Regions from separate parts of the Mus musculus genome. Here region 2 is linked to region 1. The links are chromatin loops, found by intact Hi-C in ENCODE. Cell type or tissue: gastrocnemius. All regions are shown on one strand.

Region 1 (4,000 bases):
ACATTTACATACATGTGAACCTGCACACAAAGATGCAGGCATAATGCTATCACATGCTTGTGCACCCACGTGCATGTGCACATGTGCGAGTACACACACACACACACACACACACACACACACACACACATGAGTTTTTTGGAAAAGCAAAGTAGTTGATCTTTGAAGAGCATCAAGACAAAACCCCTTTCTGCATGTATCTGCTTAGCTTTCACACAGTGATTTAGGTGAGAAAGACATGCTGAGATTTTAAATAAATGTAAAACTTTTAATAAAATGAGCTAGGTTTTTTGGCTGTTCAGGCTTTCTTGTCAGCTACGGGAATATCAAATGATAAATTGGCCCCAGGAGGGTTTTCCTTTTCCTTGGAACCTAGGGATGCATTAACTCTAGGAATATATTAATGGTGGTAAAGGAGAAAGGCAGTGATTTGAAAGGCCAGTGTAGGAGTCGGAGCCCTGGAAAAGGCTGAGCCCTTGTTTTGCAGCAAGATGTCTGCGCAAGCAAGATCTTATGCAAATCAGATTTAATTTTCTGTTCATTTTGCTTCTAATGAATATGAAACAAGCCTGTTCTCTATGTGGCCAGTCCACATTCTCTGTTCATTTGTACCTTCCTGCCAGAACTTTTAAACACATTTTATCTCTTTGAACTAGAACAAATGGGCCATGGAGACAGCTCAGTGGGTAAAGGCACTTGCCATTGGAGGCTGGCCACCTGAGTTCAATCCCCGAAACCCACACGATGCCAGGAAAGAACTGACTTCCAAAGTTGCCCCCTGATCTATGGCAGGTGCTTCATGGCACCAGTGTACACGTATGAACACACACAGATAAATAAATTAAATTAAAATAGAAATAATGAAAATGTACTGCTGATTTCTAGGGAACAGAATGAGTTAAAGTAAAGGAGACTGACTTGGTGTCTCTGGGGAAATACGGATGATAACGAACGTTTTGTTCCTGAATCCACTTTATAGATGGATGACTCAGTGATCAATGTACTATTCTTCTCCAGTGATGCCAAGAACTGCAGCGTCCACTGGCACCTATTTCAAAAACTTTTGAAACTCTACTGATGAAACTTAAAGGCCTATTTTTATTTATGTGCATAACACACGAGGTCTGTATAGATAATATTTATTTATTTTACCAGCGGCTTCTTCAGATAGAGTACTATTAGGTACGTCAGCTGTCTTCAAACTCTCCCCTTGCCAGAGCCTTCAGATACAACTTCAGGCTTGTGCATCATCACTATGCCTGGCCAGGATGATAAATTCTGGGTGTACAATGATTTCCTCTGACTTTTGATGTTTGCCAATTTGTCAAGTTAAGACTAAGGTGGTATAAACCTTAGGAAGCACTGGAAGATTCAGCAAGATAAATCACATCTTCAGTAATGATTTTAAAGTTAATAAAATGTCTAATGAACAAAATATTAAAAGAAAGCAGAATTATGATTTCTGGTTTCTCGTCTTAATTTCCATATCAATGCCAGCATTAAGAATCCCTCCTGGTCCTGGTCCTGGTCCTGGTCCTGGGAGATTGTCAAGCCCTGGTACCTTCTTTTGAAACCCCATTTCTGCCCGGTGTGCCCCCACTTCCTGTAGGATGTCAGGGTTCTCACAGTTAGCAGAACCCTTAGGTGGTTTCCTCATCAGAAGGTTTGATTACGCTGTAAAAATCTGTAATGTGTGCTCTGTGTGCTAGAGTGGTTGTCAGAATTCTGAAATATTGGTAAGAGCTTTTATTATTATTATTATTTTATAATATTATTATTACTATTATTATTATTTGATCAGTAAGAAACGACAGCCACAACACAAAGCCTGCATATTTTCTCTGAGGCTCACGCAAGTAACACGAATTCTCAGCTACACAAAACCTTCAACCTCTAGTACCAGGTTAAAGACAGCTTAGCTGAGCCCTGTGCAAAGATAAAATAAGCTGGCGACCTCATTTCAGTTCCTGCTTGGCAGACATCCAGGGCACACTAACTGGCACCCAAGTGACAGTCCCGTGAAATGAAGTAAGGTGAGCCCAAGCTGGAAAGAAATTGGGCAGACACACCCCTCCGTATCTGCGTACTGAAGCTGGGCCCCAGAAACTCTCCTTTGCCCACACCCCTCCATATTTGCGTACTGAAGCCGGGCCCCAAAAATTCTCCCCTTTGCTTTACTGAGTCTTGGGTCACTGGACTGGTTCTGACAGTCTCCACATTTGTTTACACCGTGAGGCAGAACGCGCCTCGGATGGAAGAAACACTGAAAGAGTAGAGCACAACCCGAGCTTATGGAACATAAAACTGATGCTCTAATGAAGCTGAACACACAGCTGGTGCAGAGCACACACAAGTGTGGCGATTCTGCATTTTCAACCAATCTTGGGGAGTTGATTATAAGGTGGTATTTTTAAGTCTTTACTTATTTATTTACTTTTTTTAAAATAGGGATCATTAGTCTTTTATTTTAGACTTTAAAATTTTTACATATTTGACTGTTTCGCTTGTGTGCATGTTTCTGTACTGTATACATGCCTGGTACCCACAAAAGCGAGAAGAGACTATGGATCTCCTAGAACTGGACTAGACAGTTGTAAGCTGCCATGTGGTGCTGGTAATGGAACCTGCCTCTTATATATATGTATGTGTATGTGTGTGTGTGTGTGTGTGTGTGTGTGTGTGTGTATTTTATTTATTTACCTTTCAAATATTATCCCCTTCCCTGGTTTCCCCTCTGCAAACCTCCTATCCCATCCCCCTTCCCCCTGTTTCTATGAGGTTGCTCCCCCAACCCCCAATCGCTCCAACTTTCACTTCAACCCCCTGCCATTCCCCTACACTGGGGCATCAAGCCTTCACAGGACCAAAGGCCTCTCCTCCCATTGATGCCAGATAAGGCCATCCTCTGCTGCATATGTGGCTGTAGCCAAAAGTCCTTCCATGTGTACTCTTTGGTTGATGGTTTAGTCCCTGGGAGCTCTGGGGGGGTCTGAGACAATATCCAAAGATGGTATTTTTTTAAAGGGATGGCAGAAACAAGGGAGTAGGGGCAGACCAAGGACAAACTGTGGGGAAAGGAGGACATGGATGTTAATGTGACATATCTGTAAGCCTTAATTATACAACCTTAGTTACTCCCAACGATTGATACCAACAGGAGGACTTGAAGAAAATCTGTTCTATTTAAATGAAATAATCTGTATAAGGTCTTTAGCTTTCAATAGACCTACGTGACATAAAGCATTCAAATTGGCCCCTGAAACTCCTTTTTATCTATTGTTATTAAAATAATGTTAGATGCTTAGCCCCTTTCCTTAGTATCTGTTTATCTATCTATTATCTATCTATCTATCTATCTATCTATCTATCTATCTATCTATCTATCTATCATACGTGTGTGTGTGTATGTGTACATGTGTGTGTACATGTGTGTGTGTGTACATGTGTGTGTGTGCGTGTGCACCATGGTGCACTTGTGGAGGTCAGGGGATACGTTTCGAGGTCAGGGGATACGTTTCGGGAGTTACTTCCCTCCTTCCATTATGTGGACCCAGGGCCTAGAACTCAGATCTTGAGGCAGGAAGCTCTCTGCCTTTCTTTCTTGGTAATATTTTTCAGAAGTATGAGCATGTTTTCTGAGGATCAGGGCCCTGTCTACCTCCCTCAGAATTCCCCCACATTTCCCTAGTGGGAATAAAAAGCAAATTAGCTGCATTACAGACTGCTTTGAGCCTATTAAGTTAAAAAAAAAAAAGAAAGAAAGAAAAAAAACCCTCAAGGAACTAATTTTGGAAAGTCTTCATTCCCCTGAGGGTAATTTTCAATCTGGTTCCACAATTAAAGACAACAATTATTTATTTGTAATTTGATTTTTTTCCCTACCAACCTGCTTTTGAGTCTTGTGAGGCAAAAGATCACTCACCAACAAAATCCAGTTCCTTGCAAACTTTAATTCAGCAGACACTTAAGGATAATCTTAAATGTAAACATCTTAGCTTCC
Region 2 (4,000 bases), 55 kb after region 1:
TTTAATCATAAAATAACCACGAAAGCAAAATGACCATCATGACTACAGCTGAGCCCTACACTCAAGAAATGTCATACATATACAAATATGCCAAAATTCAAAACAACAACCACCAAAACCAAAAACCAAACTTCAGTCACAGTCCTAGGCATTTTGAAAAGGAACCTCCAATTCCTTGGATACCTCCTATGATGATAACCACAGTTACAATCTTCTGGCAACCATCCTTTCTTCTTACTTAGAAGACGTCGACTTTAAGATAAATAAGGCTGGAAATCAGGGATACAGTCCAGTTGCTGAAATGCTTTCTAGCATTCAAAAAGCCCTCAGTTTTAACCCCCAAACTCCATACACAGAAAATGATGTCACCTGGCTGTAATCTTGGCTCTCCAGAGGTGGAGGCAAGAAGACCTCAAATTCAAGGCTGCCCTATCGTACAAAGCATGTCTGAGGGTATCCTGAGCACTATGGAGCTCTTTCTCCAAAGAAAGGTCTTCTAAGTAGATATGGAAGAAATGTGTTCAGTCTGTGTCACCACAGTACAGCCTTGAGCCCCACCTCTTCCTAATTCACCTTCCAATCTCCTATATCCTCAAAATCTACCAAAGGAACCAGTCTTCTCTTACTCTCTGTCCGTGCATCCCTTTCCTGCCTGATTTAGGCCTATCTAAGGAGCCCAGGAGTGAGCCTCAGGAGAATTGCACAAGACCCCTATCCCGTGGGACTCTATACTCCCTTGAAGGAATCTGATGAGTGTAGTAGAAGCTAGGGACTAGAGTGCCAGAGCAAAGATACTACGTAGACTGTAAGCCACCTCCACACACCACATGGTCTTCAACTCAACTTAACAACGCACTGAGTCAGTCAGTGGAGAGAATGCGTCTAGGTTTACAGGCCCCATATGTATAACAGTCATGCCAGGCACAACAGAGAACCAGCGCGTGCATACTGACCGTGAATCTCTGTCTTCCCCTTGCTCACCTTACTTCCTGCTCAGGCAGTGAGCAGGTCACTTGACCTCTGAGAAGTTAGGGTTCCTCTTCAGGGATAAAACATTGCTGACTTCTCACTGATGTGTAGCTTGTTCCATGATACAAATCAAAAGAAGTGTCATTTAATAAGTGAAGGATGTAGTAGTAACTTTAAAGCCCTGATTTAAAAAAAAAAAAAAAAAACAACTCTAAAAGTACGAGCAGTGGAAGCAAAACCGCAGCATGCTAAGATTCATGATTTTAAAAGTTTTAGTTAAGGGAGTGTAATTGCATCAGAGTAAATGTATTTGAACAGGCTGTATACTTTGAGACCAGGGCCTTTAATATGTAAACTTTCTGGTTCTGTTTTCATGAAGTCAGCTTGTCACATAAGAATAAACACAGACACCACCCAAGGTCCTTCTCCTTGGCTCGGGCTGATTATGTCTCGTCCAGGGCGACCGCCTAACCTTTTACATGAAAGATGAGCAAGGGTACAAGTGGGCCAAACTTGGACATCCGAGCCCAGTGTCATTAGAGAGCTATGCATACTCCTGGCTTTCTATCACAGGGAGAAGAACGTCATTCCCCCTCATGCAGTTAAAGTCATTCTAAGCACTTAAAACAAAGGAGCCAAACTGTGCACTGTGGCAGGAGACACACAGCCAAGTCAAGGGTTCAAGACGAGAACAGCCATTATTGATCCTCTGTATGCCTCATCCTGCAGCTGTGACGTGGAAATGTGCTGTTCCAACTCACTTGGAAATCAGGCAGATGGTAGAGCCCTGCTATTCCTGTGAATCGGTTCACAGCATCTTAGATTCTGAAACCAAGAAGCCATGAACAGAGTGTTCAAGGCTTGAAGCACTTCCTATGAACGTGGAACCAGGTAACATTTTAGCTTGGGGCTTCCAAACATTTCTGCTAAACCAACAACAGGAGAAACAACCATTTTGATATTGTATGTTACTTGTTGATTGTTTTAAGTAACTTTCATACGAATTGAATTCTAATCAAACATCTTCACCTTATTCATTTTCGAAGTCCACCTCCATGTAAACTAATCCTGAAGAACATAAAGGTGTTTATGTTAATGGTCTTACTCTTTGCACCAGAATCCTACTTAAGTAGCACAGACAAACACATTCCACAGGGTGACAGCATATTTTATTAAAAATGTTTGTTCTTGGCTTCCTTTTTGCTCACCCCAAATTCCCTTAGGAATGACACTGTTCTTTCAATTCGAAGTGCAACATGTGAGGGGGTAGGGTGCTTTGTGGTTCTTTTCTAAGTGCTCCTCAGTTGGTACAGTGCCCTTTCCTAGTCAGCCGTCCTAATTTGCTTCTAATCCTACTTAGACAAAACCTGAATGCTATACTTTCCCTTTTCTGAAGTGTGACTTATGACTGAATATATGCTATATATTTATTTAGTTGCTACAAAACGGTACACCTCCTTCATACACTTTATAGTTTTGGTTTAAGTAGCTAGCATGCTGAAGTGGCTAAGGATTAAGAGCCATCTGTTTACCCAAGCACATGGTTTAGTTCCTGTCATTGGAACTTGGGATGTGTGCTATGTGCCCCACACACTTTCACAAGCTCACACAGTATCTGCGTTATCCAGCAGACACAACACTTGAAGTTGTACAATTTCGATGTCCTCATAAAAACAGCTTACACGCTGTTCAGTTAATGAGAAGCACATCAGAGGACAAGAGCTATTGGGTTTTCTTTTGGTTCTGAGATATTTAAAATCACACAAGCATGTGCTATCATGCACATTCACACAGGAGCACACGCGCCAGCACACACACACACACACCTCACACCCTACAACACACAGATGACCAAGTAGTTTTATGATGATAAGCAAATACATAGAAACCCCACACTACTTCTGTCTAGGAGACTCCACTTTAGAAAGTTTCAGTGCTCCGCATGTGTGTAAACAAAGAATACATCACATCATGAACTTAAAAAAATATTATTTCAGACTTTCACTAAATCAGTTTCACATACCTTTCAGTTAGCACTGAACCTGTACAAGGACAGCTATGACACTTGGTAGCAGTGATTAACAGAAGGATTCAAGGGGACAACACTGAATGACCACGTTGTGGGGAGGAAAAGCAGCTAGCTCCCTGTCGAATCTGTTGCCATGATCCGGACACATACTGTGGAGAGCAGAATGGCCTCTGATGGCAAACAAGGGCGTAAATAAAGCCACGCGCAATCCACGACCTGAATTTGTGGTGATATACGGACCCCCCCAATTATGAAGCACAATCAACAGCAATACCTGGCAATTTGCTTCCAAATTAAAGAAAAACCCCCGCTCTCACCTTGCACACACACTTCAGTGGTCAGTGACAGATGCAGGCTGGGAGAGACAGCAGCTGCTCTGCCCTGAGCGGCTTAGTGAACACTGGAGCCGGCTCAGGTCCCACTTCGTTTGCTCAATGCAGTTTCTCCCATGACTCCATCACCCAGGAATGGAAACCACGTCTCTCTCTCTCTCTCTCTCTCTCTCTCTCTCTCTCTCTCTCTCTCTCTCTGCTTCTGTGGAGTCCCCGGCTATTGAGCCAGGTAAAAAAATGCTGAGTTCTGCAAGGTTACTGCAAGGTGAACACAAGCAGAATGGGCGGGGGCAGGGGGAGGAGGGGCTGAGAAGTAAAGACCCTAAACTCCAGACACCTTGCCTTTGAAGGGAGTCTAAGTCCCATAAATCAGAGCTGGGACAATAGGAGGTCAGAGAACAGTGAAGCTGAGATTCTGAAATGGCATCGGGCCAATCAGCCAACTCAGGGGCATGCTTCAAGCAAGGAGCTCTCCCTCCCTCTCTCTGTCTTGCTCTGGCTATGTGTGTCTCTATCTGTCTCTGTCTCTCTGCCCCTCTCTCTCTCTCTCTCTCTCTCTCTCTCTCTCTCTCTCTCTCTCACACACACACACCACTGGCAGGCAGGCATCCGTGTAGTTACACTAATTAACTAGACACCTCTGTTTTTCAAGCTATATGGGCTTTGATGC

The links. Peaks named below come from ENCODE experiments on the same cell type or tissue, not always from the same donor. Only the 100,000 strongest peaks of a DNase experiment are listed, where the experiment ranks them.
Region 2: it touches region 1 in a loop (10-fold over the local background); 5 of 42 quality-filtered maps call a loop at or near these places.

What each region holds. Positions count from the first base shown.
Region 1 is chr5:102,823,757-102,827,756 of GRCm38, reverse strand. All of the region lies in intron 3 of Arhgap24 (Rho GTPase activating protein 24), which reads right to left. Among named protein-coding and RNA genes, the nearest start is that of Gm30396, 190 kb to the right of the region's middle. In gastrocnemius, no CTCF peak of the experiment used is centred here; a DNase peak (open chromatin) is centred at 1,993; H3K4me3 peaks cover 371 bases; H3K27ac peaks cover 1,017 bases.
Region 2 is chr5:102,768,277-102,772,276 of GRCm38, reverse strand. All of the region lies in intron 3 of Arhgap24 (Rho GTPase activating protein 24), which reads right to left. Among named protein-coding and RNA genes, the nearest start is that of Gm30396, 140 kb to the right of the region's middle. In gastrocnemius, no CTCF peak of the experiment used is centred here; DNase peaks (open chromatin) are centred at 3,292 and 3,720; H3K4me3 peaks cover 3,152 bases; H3K27ac peaks cover 3,643 bases.